2 separate regions of the Homo sapiens genome follow, and region 2 is linked to region 1. Evidence: chromatin loops called from intact Hi-C (ENCODE). Cell type or tissue: Caco-2. All regions are shown on one strand.

Region 1 (8,000 bases):
GTATTTTTAGTAGAGATGGGGTTTCACCATGTTGGCTAGGCTGCTCTCGAACTCCTGACCTCAAGTGATCTGCCTGCCTTGGCCTCCCAAAGTGATGGGATTACAGGCATGAGCTACCATACCCGGTCAAATGTCATCTTTTCAATGAACTCCTCCCTGACTCCCAACATTTCTTATCCCTGCTTCCTAGATTTATTTCTATGATGAGCATTTAATTGCTCTCTAACATACTATACAGTTGACTTATTTGCCTTGTACATTGTCTGCTCCCACTGGGGTTGACCACAGAGGCAGAGATTTTTTTCCCCTACTATTTCACTCACTGCTGTATGTCCAGAACCATGTCTGGCTCACAGAGGGTTCTAAGTAAATACTCCTTGAATGAATAAAAAAATGAATGATATGCTGCCATCTTCATTTGTAAATAAAAGACCTTGACATACTCAGACCAGGGGCACGTGTAAAGCTTGGGGCATTCTAGTCTTACAAGACAACGTAGGTACCTCTAAGGGAAGTGAACTAATTCATAAGATATTTTTCAGTCTTTATGCCTTGCTACACACCAAGAAAAATTTGGCAAATTTACTATTTTGTAATTTTTTAATATACCTGCCAGAGAGAAAGGGAAGCCTGCCCCCAAAGAAAAGGGTTTGAGTTAGCCATGCTCTTTGCCAACTGTGTTAGGTACTAAAGAGGAAGGCAGGTCACTTCAACAGGGAGAGAAACATTTAGGTCTACAGTGGCAGGAGCTTCACTGAACAAACCTCTCATAAACCCACTAACTGTGCCTCATAACAGGGGGGTGCGACAAGGTGGCACCAGGGAGATTTTACCAACAGTTGAAATGTTAAACTTCTCTCCTACTAGTTGGTAAAGAGCTGCCTCCAACCCCATCCCATTACTCTGATTCCTCCTCCAAAATTCTTCAGATTTCTCTATAATCCAGCAAGAAATGAGTTAAAGCCTGCCACCCAAACTCAGATTCTGTCTCAGAGTCACTGAAGTCAATTCTGACTAAATATTATGATCATCCTGACTGGGGTAGGCATGGGGGTGGATTCTCAATGGATGTTTGAAATAATTCAAAACAAGGGCCCGCTGCAACAAAAAGGTAAGAAAGAAGTGCACCAAGGAGTTGCCAGTATTTAAATATTGTTTTGAATAGAATATAAAGGTTAAATAGAAATCTTTCTACTGATAATGCCCTTCTGTTCTAAAACTTTCCCTTGATATCTTAAGAGTAACACATTTAGGAAACATCAGAAAAAAGGCCAAAAGTTCTCCCAAAAGAACATGGCCCTTCACTTTAAAAAAATAATTGTCTACAAATCAAAAGCAGTAGAAGATGTGATTTTATTTCTCGGATTTACTTCTGTAAAGCCCTATTAAAGCCATGCTCCACTCCTATGGCAGATCTAGTTTACCAGTAAGAATGCAACAGGTGATCAATAAGTGGTAGCTTAAAGCATGAAGCAACAAGAGCATTTGATTTTCCTCCCTAGTTCCATGTTTCCCTTGTTTCAACTGATTGCTTTCATGAGGTGTATAATAAAAATGTGTTCACCTTTAGGTCACATTCCTAATCTTTGTCACTTACTGGTCTTTTCCATGATAAAAGCAGCCATGACATGAATTTCTCAATGAGAGTATCTACTTGGGAGTTAGAGCTCTTATATTTTGGTTATAATAAAGCAGACAGTATAGAAATAAAAATGGAGGAATATACACAGACTCACAAATTTTTATGAGCCTATTCATAACTAAAGACAGAATAACCATAGACTCATATATTTCATTATTCAGGCTAGAGGTCTTAAAATAAGCTAGCTTTTTGTAAAACAGAGTATTTATATTTTTATGGATAAAGAATTTAAAATTTGTCAAAACAGACATATTTCAGTTTTATAAATGCTAAATTTTTTTCAACAGCATTTATGAAGATAACTGGGGGAAATGCATATTGAAAACACAAAGCCATGGACATCAGGGGAAGCATTTATTTTACAACCCTATTCTGTGACATTCACCACCCTTACCATGTTGTGCATGGGTATCATGATGGTAAATGGATATGCATTACTAAAGCTGAAATTTGAATTAAAGAGGCTAAGAAAAAAGACATTGGCTGGGTGCCGTGGCTCACGCCTGTAATCCCAGCACTTTGGGAAGCCAAGATAGGTAGAATATCTGAGGACAGGAATTTGAGACCAGCCTGACTAACATGGTGAAACCCCGTCTCTACTAAAAATACAGAAATTAGCCGGGTATGGTGGTGTGTGCCTGTAATCCCAGCTACTTGGGAGGCTGAGGCAGAAGAATCGCTTGAACCCGGGAAGTGGAGGTGCAGTAAGCCAAGATTGCGCCACTGCACTCCAGCCTAGGCAACAAGAGTGAAACTCCATCTCAAAATAAATAAATAAATAAATAAAAATAAAAAGACATTAGAGGAAAGTGAACATGATTGTCACTAATTGATACGACGTACAATTATGTGGTCTGTCATAACTGGAACTTACGCTGTTAATAATGGTTAAAACTTATTAAAGTTGAGGACAAAATGTAAATTTAACAACTGGTATAAGTCGTGCAAAGGCAAGAGTTTTGAAGAAATAAGAATAGTGAGTTTAGATAATAACCAACAGATTAATGAAGGACAGAAATGTAAATTTTCTTTTGAAATATGAGTAATATTCATATTAACATTCAAGGAAATAGCTTAATATATATATTTTTTGTTGTCATAAGACACAGAGGCAAGAGGTTTTATGAAGACTCTTGGAAAATAATTTCAATTATTTAAGAAATTGCCAAGGGAAGTTAAGATAATAAAAATCAAATAAAAATCAAATTGTGTGTTAACTAAAACATCACTCTTAACACAAAATGGAAGAACAACTGGGACTTGAGAAAGAGATGTTCTACATCTACTAAAAAACCTTCTCTTGGGGAGGCGCGGTAAAGTCTGCAGGAAAAGAAGGGACATTTAAGTTAGGAGACTTCGATATTTCTAAATAGACTGTAGCCAGGAAAGCACATGTATACACTGGGATTTACAGAGAATATACATATCTAACATGCAAGACTGGAGAGGCTCCAAACCCAGGAATGACTAATGCTAAAAGCAGCCTTACTAAACTGCCACAGCATTTAAGTAATATTTAAGTAATACACATCATGAATTTAGAATGCTGAAAAATTAAATTAAATTAAATTAAAAGGCTGGGAAGACCACTGATCCCTAAGCAGCAGCATTCTTTTTTTTTTTTTTTGGAGACGGAGTTTCGCTCTGTTGCCCAGGCTGGAGTACAGTGGTGCGATCTCAGCTCACTGCAACCTCCGCCTCCCGGGTTCAAGCAGTTCTCTGACTCAGCCTCCCGAGTAGCTGGGATTACAGGCAGCCACCACCATGCCTGGCTAATTTTTTGTATTTTTAGTAGAGATGGGGTTTCACCATCTTGGCCAGGCTGATCTTGAACTCCTGACCTTGTGATCCACCTGCCTCGGCCTCCCAAAGTGCTGAGATTATACGCGTGAGCCACTGTGCCCGGCCAGCAGCAGCATTCTTAAGCTGTATTTTCTTCTGTGCACTTTAGGAGTATGCTCCAAAGAGTCTCCCAATAGTTCTGCTCTTGCATTCATCAGAGCTAAACTACCCACTATTTCTGAATCTGAATTTGTCTAGTTGGAGAGAGGCTTACAGAGAGTTTGCAAGGTAGAAGGCGACCCACTACAATGATTCCCAAAGAAATGGGTTTTGGAGTCAATACAAGCGGTTGAACCAGGAAACATGCCATTTATTGTCTCTGTGACCTTCGGCCTCCTCATTCATGAAAAGGAAAAGTACTAGCACCTATGTCAAAAGGGGCTGGGATACTTAAATGAAATATTATATGTAAAATACATAGCACAGTGCCTAGCATACAATACATGCTTCATAACCATCAGCTGATATTATTACATGCAATTTGTCTGTTTTAAAGTACATGAAAGTGTTCTGCAAATAAAATAAGAATTATAGTTATACAGATGTTGGAGTAAAAAGCATAGGTAAAAGGAGGTATTTAAGATTGTACTCTCTGGTGACTGTGTTGGTAAGAGTCCTATTGGAATCAGTCTCAGTAATAATTAACCTTAAAACTCAACAGTGCCCAATGTTCAGGAACCAATGCTTAGTCTACTGTATAAACATTCATTGTGGGTCTAAAAATCTCCACCTTTGAGTCAACTCAGGTCTCTTCAACATACTTTAAAGGACTTTAATAAAAGTTAAATATTTAACACTACTTTGTTGAATCAGTGATGAATTCATGGATATGTATTATAGTACATACATTTGAAATGTCTCATAAGCAAATTTAATGTGAAAAATTAAAGAACCATTTATAACTGTCTTCAGCTTTTACTACCAACAAACATTTACTTTGTTCAAATTATGACTACATTTTAAAAAGTGGTAGAGATTAAAATTTATTAAGTCTAAAGGCTTTACAAAATGAGAAAACACAGAGGTTTCTACTTACTAGGGGAAACTGCTTTGGTTAATCATTAGAGATGTTCAATTATTTACTTTAGTTAGAGTCACTGATAAGTCTGCTTGCCATTAATGAAAACTGCACTTCTAACAGGAATGCACATCACTGAATTTTATGGTCTGTAAAAAGGAAAATACCACAAGGAGAAACAGAATCTACTAATGAAAGTGGCAAGGTCAGGTTGAAAACCATGCCAGATTGTTAATCCCCCAGAATTCACACCCAGATCAGAATTTCCTGATTCAAAATCCAACTAAATTTAGCTGAAGAAAATAGAATCAAACGGCATTCAAGAGATTTACTGAATACTTGCTCTGTACTAGTTATTAGATCACTTATTAATCATAGTTGAATTATAAAAAGTGGGTCATTGAAATTGACGTATCCTGGATTAAAGAGTTAAATGAAAGAATACATATGGAAAATAAAAACACTCAGGGGATAGAAACATAGAGGCTCAACTTCAATAATGTTAAATGTTTCTAATAGAATCTGTTGGTTCTGTTTATGATTTTCACAGGTGGAAAAGGGTGGGGTTAGTGGAGAGAATGTAAACAATCCCTTGAAATTGTCTTAAAACTCATGTTTTGTTTTTCAAGGGACAGACTCACATTATTCTTCTCCAACCTGGACATTCACAATAAACACTATTAAATAGTATAAAATATCTTATAAATTGACATTAATTTATGGTATTTGCTATTGTGTCCCAATAACTGAACTTTTCATATATCTGAGGGTCAAGTTTTAACTCTTAACTCTTGATGGAAGAATGTTAAAAAATTTTTACAACTTAGACAAGCAAGTCAATTTTAAAGTGTCATTATTATATATATTATTATTACACTATAATAAATGTAATTTAGAAGAATGAGGTCTTGTATTGAATTTGCAAAATAAGCTGTGAGTTTTTATCACAATTAAATCAGTTTTATGGTTGATGTGATAAAATTAGCTCAATCTCACAAGACACAAATAATGTATATAATGATGAGGAAAAAAATCACTAAATCCCAAATAAAAGTCGCCTCATAGAAGTTTTGGTGTCCACTGTTATATGTGTATCTTTTTACACCTGTATATACATGATGCACATAGATACACACACACACGTGCATGCAAATTTTGGCTTGTATTGTATGAAAGCATACTTGCCAGTTTCTTTGTTATATTATTGTGATTTGTAAAAATAAAATGTTATCTTTTGGTGGGGTGGGGGAAGTTTATTTCTGATGTCCTGTATCTCCCTGTGCTACATCCTTTTCCTCTTTGGATGGCACTTCCTCCACACTCCTGAAAATCTAGGGCTTATGCATTCTATTTTCTTATTCTCTATATAAACCTGTTTTAAGATTCTTCACTGATGGCATAGAAAATCTTAGCCTGCCTAGGTTTTGTAGATTAAGAAAAGTCATATAACATCAGAGTGAAGGGGTATAAGGAATAGAGGTGGCATGTCAGATCCCAGACAACTATAATAACGAGAGAAGAAATAGGTCAGCAGTACCAGGGCCTGGAGCTCTTACATCTACACTAGGCCAGCTATCACTATGTGGACAATTTTAATGCTGCTCCTACCAATCTGCTGAAATAAATATTATGAGAGGAAGCAATGAGGTTACAGCTAGGTTCACTTATATGTGATCTAAATACCACCACCAACAGTAACTTGTACCTTTTTGGTTAATAAAATTAAACCCATTCAGGGGATTCTGAGTGGCCAAGCTTGCCACTAGATTTCTCTTAAAGTCATCTACTTTAAAACTCATTATTAGTCAATGGTAACATGGTTACCATGGTTAACAAACTCATTAACCTAAGCATGTCGTCATCAAATATCAAGTCTTTTACCTCTTTTTAGTAATGCAATACCTATGCAATTGTGTTAACTTTTGTGTTACAGTCAGGAGTTTGGGAAGAAAGATGTCAGTCAATGTTTTATTTTGTTATTGTACTTTAAGTTTCTGAAATCCTCAGAGGAGTAATGCCAGGATTAGACACCGTCATCTCGTTAACGTTGATCAAACCAAAACAAGCACGTTCATCTGTTAGAGGCCAATTTTAAAAAATAGCAAAATAGCATAATTTTGTAATACTAGAGTTGGAAGAGACTTTGGGAAATTTAATTACACAATCTTATTCTACAGAGGAGAAAACTAAGTCATAGAGAAGTTCAGCAAAGGTGAAGGAAAAAAAATGACAACGGCAAAGAAGAAGATAATAGACCTATTAGTAGAATTCAGGAGTCTCTCTCTCAGGCCAGGTCAGGACTTCTTCTTTCCAGCCCTTGTCTAGGCACAATAGAAAGAAACACACACACACACACACACACACACATTAAAAAATCCCATGTTATTCCCCTGTAAGTTTTTTCCATTTGTCTTCCTGAGGCAATCCGTGCTTTCATCAACCCTATGATACTCTGATAAAGTATATAAACTAAGTCTTACTCATGATAATCCTCTGCATACAGCATTTAGTAAAAGCCCAATGATGAGGGTCTAGCTCAATGGTACATCTTGGATGAAAAAAAAAAAAAAAAAAACCAGGATGAACCACCAGAAAGCAGAGCTCAGGATCAAGTTTAAAAGACAGGGAATGGTGGTAACCATGATTCCCTGTGATCACAGTGATGAGGATAGAGGTGTTTTTAGCCACAGGGTAGGAGAATGTGAATAATCTAGAAGTTAACCGAGTTTAGGACCTATACCAGAGTGAAGCTACAGTCAATCAAACAAACTGGGGCCAACTCAGTTCATCCAGAAAGGCAATTAAGGCTGGGAGCAGGCTTATCCCAGGGACACCTTAAGGTTATCACTGTGGCTCCAGAAAAGAGGCCTGCTTCTATCTGCCCTGGCCTCTGTTAACACATGCTGGTTACCAGAGAAATGCAAATCTTCCCATGAGGTCACAAACATCACAGAGATAGAGAGGCTAAGTAAACTTCATACTGGTAAAGTAAGCCTCCTAACAGTAATTATTTTCAATACTATTTTATTAACTCAGCATGTTATTTTAGAGAGGTACGACTTTTTACATACTAATAGACAAGAATGAGAAATCCATATTAATTCCACAAATGACCTACTGCTCTTTGAATAATATATTTTTCCTTAAAGTTTAACAACTTATTAATTCCTCATAATTCATAGTTCTTTTAGGCTAAAACTGTCAGAAACCTAAAATGTAATGGCCCAGAGGGTTGTCATAAGGATTAAATAAGTAATGTTCTTAGAGCCTTGTCTGAAACATTAGTAAGCATTATATAAGCATTCACCATTGCTTTTGTTATTGTGATTATGACCCTTTGAAAATCTGATGAAAACTACAGTGGCAAAGTATGTATTATATCTAGGAAAGCCTTAAAAAGGGGAGCAGATTAAATATTATACTGTGTTGGTACATTTCTCTACTGAATGAAACCAGTCATATTTTTGGAAGTATAGACAGCTGTATTCTGTACAGCAA
Region 2 (8,000 bases), 200 kb after region 1:
ATTTTTCATGACTACTCAGATCAGGAAAGCAATAAAAAATTACTGACTTAATGTGTCCCATATTATGATATGGTTTGCAAAGATAAAATGTCAGGGAAATGATTCCTATTCTCAGGAATTAATTTTTGGAGGCATACAACGAAACTTAAAAAAGCAAGTAGAGATCAATTTATAACAGGACAAAAAAGATCAAGGAGAATTTAGGACTAGAAGGAGCTTTAGGTATCTAGAGCCGTCTCCTTACAGTAATCTCCTTTACAGCATCCCTGAAATATGCTTGACCTACCTTGGTTTGAGGTAGGGCTTGAAACATGCACAGGATTTGGAGCAGAATTATAGGCTGAGACAAGAGCGTGAAAAAGAGCAAAGAGGTAATAACAGGAACAATACCTATGGAGGATAAAGAGAAGATAGTCTGAATAAGTAGTGACCCTGTGCAAAAGAACAGTGAGACAAAGAGTTGGAAATAACAGAAGGTCAGATATTGAGGTATCATAAAGAAGCCATCTCTCTAAGCTGTGCTGCCTGGATATGCAACATCTCCCATGTGTCACATACTGCCATGACTTTGCTAATAATTTAATGGTGATATTAATAACATAAGTTGTAATGTCTCTCCAAGTATTATCTTATTTAAGATCCATTCTTACAGATGCCTCTATGATATAATTGTGAGAGTGAAAAATCACTTAGTGAGGCAGGTAGTAAGAGATATTTGTTAAGGGTAGACAGCCTTTTTAGTGCTTTTATGAATTGAAACAGTTTGATTATATTTTTGTCAGTCATACATTTGTGTGTGTACCTGTGTGTGTGTGCAGAATGAAGAGTAAGAGAAGGGAAAGTTATAGACACCATTCTTCTGCTGAGTATTTGCTATTGTGGCAGAGATCTTGATTCAGTTCTATCTTCCTGCCACAGCAGCTAGAAAGGAAACTCAAGTTTCAAGTACTAAACACAGAAGTTGTGCAGGTGAAGTGACTCAGATCGTCTGCAGGCAGGCAGTTTACTAGCAACCACGTGAGAATGCACCATCTGTTCTTACTTGCTGATCTAGAGATTAGATTTGAACCTACGTACTGAGCAGAAGCTAAAATAATACCATGTCCTGCATCTGACAATAGCTAGTAAAGTTTCGAAAGGCTCTTAAATTTAAAAAAAAATTAGTTCAGTCTATTTCTCCTTTATAGTCAAGGTAGAGAACTGGCCTGTGAGTTATACATGTGTGAGGGAGAGAAGTGCTAGTTGTAAAGGACATACACAGTGCTAAACATTTCCCTCTTCTGTTTCCCCGTGCAGTCAGTTCCTTATCCCTGGGACTGACTTAAAGTAAGCCCTGGCTTGCCTCAAGAAGCCTGCTGATTATTTAGTGTATTTAAAGCTCTGTAGATATTTCACTTATCTCATTAGACCCTTTCACATGGTGCACTGTATAAACAGCCTCTAGGAACAGATCCTATGACTGAGCCCTTTTCAGTGTGGTCCCTGAAAGACCCACTGTGAAGCAAGATCATGTTTTACTGCCGACTGGTACAGTGGATTTTTAGCTGACAGCATAAGGGATTCCTGACAGGCCATGTTATCCAATTTTACACCAAAAGAATGAATTCTCTTTCAGATAATATTTCTCTACAAATACAAGTGGAATATATAACCCAATTTAGAGCTGACTTTGACAATACAATATATTTATATGTAAATAATATCCTATATATTTGTTATTATTTATATTATTAGTTTATGTTATGTATAGTTGTAAATATACACGTCTACATGTATAAATACATAAATAAAATGTATCTGTAAAACTAAAAGTTTCAGTTGAATTTTGGTTCTCCATGGAATATAAGATATTTTAGTTTTTAAAAAATAACAAAACCAGTTAGAATCTGTAGATTCTACAGTGCCTTTAATACATGTTGACTGATAAAACATCTAAGCAAAAAGACAGTTTTGTAAAACATGTTTTAAACCTTGATACTTAATTTCTTTGTAAGAATGCCTTAAAAGCAACAACTTTAGTTTGGCTGTCGCAAAAGGCTGGCAGTCACTTTGGAATGCAGTTGTATAAATATTTGTGCTCACAGAAATATAAGCCAAATCTACCAAACCTAATTTTCAAACCGAACTTTTGAAAAATTGTCTTGTAAACATCTGAATATAAATTCATCTTTAAACTCTGACATTTTAGAGTCAAAAAAGAAAATTTTACAAATTATACCATTTGTCATGCCCTTGGGAATTTGCCAAACTGTATTATTTATAAATCTTCCTAAATTAAATGTGGCAGAGAGATCACCTGGGTAAAGCGTTGGGAAGGAACCGCGCTTACCTCTCTTGTCACAAAGCATTCCATAGGGTATGTCAAAATGACAGTGACACCATAACAAAATCTTCCAAATGTTACCAGGTCATCATTTCTGCAGTAATTTTCAAATAAGTCCCCTAGATAGTAATATAAAATAAGTTTATTTACTAGATACTAAATGTTTGAGATAACTATCTAATAAATTAAATATTAGATATTACAGTTATGCATCACCTAATGGCCCACATATATGATTACAATGCTGTATTTTTACTATATATTTTTCTATGTTTAGATACATAAATACTTTCCATTCTGCTACAGTTGCCTACAGAATTCAGTACAGAAACATGCTGTAGAGGTTTATAGCCTAGGAGCAATAAGCTATAGCATATAGCCTAGGTGTGTAATAGGTGCTACCATCTAGATTTGTGTACGTATACTCTGTGATGTTTGCACAATGAGGAAATCACCTAACAATGCATTTCTCAGAATGTTTCCCTGTCATTAAGCAACACATGACTTATAAGTGAATCTCCATAAACTTCATTTCATTTAATTAAGAGAATAGATGACCAGGTCTAAATAAAAGTTTTTGAATTCAATAACTATGTAGTTATTCACTGATTTAAACCAGTACATGCTACATGTGAAGATAAATCCATCACTGATAGTTTTTCTCTTATTATTTGTTTTTGGTAGATTTGCTGCCAATTTGTACTGACTTCTGAAAAATACTTTATCCATTGTCTTCTTACATCAGAATCAACTCCCTAAATTCTTCAGCACTGGCTTTGTAAACTGGTTTCTGGTCTTTGTTTCTGGTGAGTAAGTGACTTCATTATTTTTTAAAAATGTCTGTTAAAAATAAACAAATTTCCTTTTGAAATGCTATTCTTAGATCAAGAACAATCCTGAAAGGAAGAGTAAACCAGTACATCTGGGGAGCTGAATTTCCTGTGTATCATGCTATAGGGTTTCATCCCAACCTTGGGGCCACAGCGAGAAATTCCAAACATATGTTACCTTTCATGGCACCTCATGAGCCCAAGTGTAAATGCACTGATTCAAAACTGTGAAAATATGGCTATGTCCCAGAAAGAACATTAAATTTAATAAGTTCCAGACTAGATGATGGACTAAATATACCTTGAAACAATTCTTATTTAGAGACTATATTTCTCAACTGTCTATGAAGAAATACAGGGATCTAACTAGGGCACAGATGTCATGTCATCAAAAAACAATTACCTACAACTGTACAGTAGTCCATGGAAGAAATAAAAAAAATAAAAATATAACAATGACTAATGCCGAAACAGAGTACTTGGGCTTGCTGATTTTCTGTATATAACGTGCTTAAATGTTAAAATTGTGGTAACCTTTTTAAAATTAAACTTAATTGAAAATTAAATTTTTTTAAGATCAATACTCAATACTACACCATTTAAAAAGAAGAAAAGCTATAATACCTCTGTACTGTTTTTTTCATTACAAAGCTGAATATCCTAAATAATTTGCCTCTTCCCAAGATTTACTTTAAGTGGCTCTCACCCCTCCCCCCATCAACTAGAACAAATCTACATTACTTTAGAACATCCCTTTTGGGCAGGAGGGGATTAAAACACAAAGTAAGGTGGCAGAAACCTGCTTCAAGGTTGACTGAAAAGATTCCAGCACTCTAAGAAAAAAGGACTGAAGTTCCCCGTTCACTAACCTCCACTAAAAAAATGAGCCCTATTGTCTTTTCGAAAGTCACTAGAAATGTCGAGGAGAATCTAGAGTTCCCACCGCCTCTCAAGCTGAAATTTATCTACTGAAAGAGGTTAGAAAAGAAGAATGCAGTATGCACAAATTAGACTAGATTTACCTAAGGAGAGGTGGCCTGGAGAAACAATGTCAGCTTATTGCAGCCTGAATCTAAGTTGTATTTTAAAGAATTACAGCTAGGGGGAAAACGGCATTAAAAACCTGTCAGCTTTGTTTTATAAAGATTTAATTATATCTGAGCAATTACCACTGATAAAAACTCCAGGAAGATGTAACTAACAAAAAAGGTTATGTCTTACAGAAAAGGCATTTAAAAACCAAGGTCCTGTACAGACCAGAGCCCATAGGCCATTTGCATTGGCAAACTATGTAGCAATAGTGATACATAGAAATGCTTTGGAACACAATTCTTATCAGAAGTTTCAAGGTCACTTTGTTACTGCACTCTAGTGGCACAGGCATGTATTATATTTTTGACTGCATTTGAATTTTGTTAATCATTATTTTTTGAAGCCATCTTTCTTCATTTCTTGAGAAATATTTGCCTAAAGTCATAGTGATCTGTAACCTCTGTTCAGAATAAGGCAGCCATCCTCCCAAGAGCACCCAGGTTTTCAGAAAACTAAGCTAATGGGAGCTAGAGGCAAAGGGACAACTTTCAGAGGGTCATGGTTGACCAAAACAGGGCAGGCAGAAAGAGGATGGAAAGAAAACTGAACTTAAGAGTCAGAAGACTTGTTTTCTGGTTTGTCATCAGCCAGCATGAGCAAGTTACTTCACCTCTTTGTGTTTTAATCAGGGGGTAAAACTAGTTATTCCACTTCCCTTCAAAGGGTTGTCTGAAGGTCAATGAGATAATAGACCTGCAAGAGCTGTGAAATATGTAAATCACAGCCTACTGCTGGACTGCCCTGACTACTACACTACACTGATGATTGAATGTAAGGGTCAAGGGAAGTAGAAGAGAGGACTGCTCAGTTGCTGGGCCTGGGTGAATGCAAAAAAAGAGAGAAATATCTTTGGAGGGAGGAAGAAAAGGTCTGGTTTTAAGGGAAACATGATGTTTTGTGATTAAGACAAATATAGAACAACTGAGTAGAAACGTCCTACAGGCAGCAGGTTGGAGACAAAAAGAAAGGTCTGGGTTAGAATTAAAACAATGAAAGTACCGGGAAATTTTTTTGAGAGAAGAGAAAACAATATGCTTGAGCCCGTTATCTGGGTGGTGTGGGATGGAGTGGAGTGGGGGATTAGAGAGGGTAAAGAAAAAGAAAACAGAAAAAAAATTAACAGAGAGAAAGAATAACAATGATAATATAATAATACTCTTTCCTCTAAGGGAGGAAAATTTGAGCAAAGAAAGGAAGTTCAGTATTGTTAAGTGATTCAGAGAGATTCGGGAGAATCCAAATCGAAGCTATTTGCTCTGAAGATTGGGAGGCCACTGGTACCTTTGAAAATGAAGCTGCAGTGGAGGAAAGCCAAAAATCATGTGCTAGGAAGTGACAGTGTGTGGAAGGAGAGAGTATGGGCTACAGAACTAAATTGAGCAGTTTAAAAAGGTAAAAACTAGGAAACAGACAGCAGGGGGGCAGGAGGGTAGAGAGAATGGGTGGAAGAGAGTAATCTTTGAAATAGAACACTGGGCATACCTGTAACAATAATGAGTAGAACATTCGGTATACCTGTACCAATGCACATGAACACTATAACTGAATCTCTCATTTTACCTTGGGTGAAGCCAGTAAATGTCAAGTATCCACATGTAGCAAAGAATATACAGATAAATACAGAAATCACGATGGACATATGGATAAGGCGGGACCACTTAGCTACTGTGGGTTCTTCTAGAGAACTGTAAACTAAGAAGGAGTTATGGTGGCAAATAAATGCTGCAATACAAAAAAAAAGAGCATTATTAAATCAAGCACCAGGGTTTTCTTTTTTAGTTCTGAAATTCAGAGATATATACTACTTTAGATGCCAATGAACTGAAGTTTAAACATACAACTTTATTAATATGTCAGAAAATAATTTTTCTAATAGTTCTAGAAATGAGACCATTCATTCACATCAGGCTTATGTGGTCTTTTCATGTTACTCTTGATATAAACCAGGCCAGTCCAACATTCTCTCTCATTTTCCTTTTCCTAATGACCCTTCCCATCTGAAGGAAATCTTTTTCCCATCGTTTTCATCCTGTGGCTTCCTTTGCCATTTGGGACATAATAAAGGGTTTGAAGAAGTCCATAACACTTGCTAGCCTTCCAAGTTAAGAAACAAGATGACTGTAATGAGTTTCTGCATGAGAAATAGATTTCTCCAAATTGAAGCAAATTTTAGTGATGAGTGAGAAAAGTTTGAGCCTAATTTTATATTGGCACAAACTAGATCATATGCTGCTAATAGGAAGTCTAAAACTTAGGACATCTGCTATCCAGACATAAATATGAAACACAGCACTTTTTCATGGAACAGAGAACTCCACATTGAGAAAGGGCCTTTGAAACCAAATACTCACCAAAAGACATAACCCCGACCGCTTGAATGGCATTGGGCTTTGCAAATACCCAAGCGTCTTCTGTTTTTGGTCTAGAAGAAAAATCAGTTAACTTGATAAATTGTTAAATAAATACAAGCATCAGTATATCAGATAACAAGAAATGGTATCACAAATATAAACTGAGTGTCTTTAAGCCAGAAATTAATAAGGGGCTCCCATTAATCTTGTGTAATCATGAATAAATTTCCCAGGAGCATGAGTGTTATCTCTTAACCCCAGTCCTCTAAAATGTATGTCAAATACTTGGACAAATTCTATTTTTACATATGTAAAATATCCAGACTATGTAATTTTGTGAATTTGTTTATTTGCTCATCAATTTAACAGACAGCATTGATTATGCACCTACCAGTTCAGCTACCTTTTGAGGGAGATACAAAAATTAACAATGCCCAGTTACTGCTGTTCATTCCGCTCTTATTTTTTTCAGGCTTAACCTACCCAAGAAAAATTTAGTCAGCACTAAAATTTATTGAGAGAGGTAAACATGAACTAATACTAATTGAGGATGTACTATCTTCTAGAAACTCTACTGTGTTATCTCATTTAATTTTCAAAATAACACTTAAGTATTATTATCACCATTTAACACATGAAGAAAATCAAGCTCTGGATGGTGATATAACTTGCCAAGCTTCCACAAATAATTAGTGAAGAAGTTGAGATTTATCTTCCTGGTTTATTCACTCCCATGTTTTTTCCAGGCAGAACCATCTGACAGTGGCCTCAAATTCCCAACTGTAGATGTATTTCTCAAGGGAATTTTGGAAATATATGCACTTTAAACAGCTTGAAACAGGCTACATCCTAGTGGAATTAAAATATTTGATATTGGCAGTGATAGGTCTACCTGGCTAACACATCATGAATAATGATGAACAGCAGAGGCTCTAAGGTCAGTTAGCTTAAATTGTTCTTCTGGCCTCCTTCCACTTATTAGCTGTGTGATTTTAGGCAAGTTACAGGACCTCTCTGTGCTTCAATTTCAACATTTATAAACTGGGGATAATTGTAGTATCTAACTCATTAAGTGACTGTGTAGATTAAATGAGATAAAATATGTAAAACTTCTGGAAGAGAGTTTATCACATAGCACATGTTCAATAAACAGTTATTAGTATTAATGTTATTATCCAGCATTATTAATAAAGGCAGCAAAAAGTCTAAAAGTATGGCCAACTTCCCTGGGAAGGGAAGGCTTGAGTAAGACTCAAAACAATGCATGAAGAATGGAACAGGGATATTCCTAGGAAGCATGAAAAGGCGCTGGGTATTTTCAATAAAAAACAGAAATTCTAAAGATGAAGACCCATCTATTTCATAAGTTTGTTTATTCATCCTCTATGTAAAGAAGGTACATAC

The links. Hi-C counts contacts between places; a loop is a spot of excess contacts. Peaks named below come from ENCODE experiments on the same cell type or tissue, not always from the same donor. Only the 100,000 strongest peaks of a DNase experiment are listed, where the experiment ranks them.
Region 2: it touches region 1 in a loop (5-fold over the local background); 2 of 110 quality-filtered maps call a loop at or near these places.

The regions. Positions count from the first base shown.
Region 1 is chr2:164,707,313-164,715,312 of GRCh38, forward strand. The region is part of intron 7 of COBLL1 (cordon-bleu WH2 repeat protein like 1); the gene reads right to left. Among named protein-coding and RNA genes, the nearest start is that of SNORA70F, 24 kb to the left of the region's middle. RefSeq lists an enhancer at 4,472-4,616 and a cis regulatory region at 4,537-4,550. In Caco-2, no CTCF peak of the experiment used is centred here; DNase peaks (open chromatin) are centred at 3,789 and 7,339; H3K4me3 peaks cover 167 bases.
Region 2 is chr2:164,909,307-164,917,306 of GRCh38, forward strand. It overlaps SLC38A11 (solute carrier family 38 member 11), which reads right to left. Exons shown (of 12, transcript NM_001351537.2): 8 at 6,597-6,667; 9 at 5,806-5,967; 10 at 2,330-2,442. Among named protein-coding and RNA genes, the nearest start is that of SLC38A11, 42 kb to the right of the region's middle. RefSeq lists an enhancer at 3,638-4,154. In Caco-2, a CTCF peak has its summit at 4,509 (motif pointing left); DNase peaks (open chromatin) are centred at 995, 1,426 and 4,975.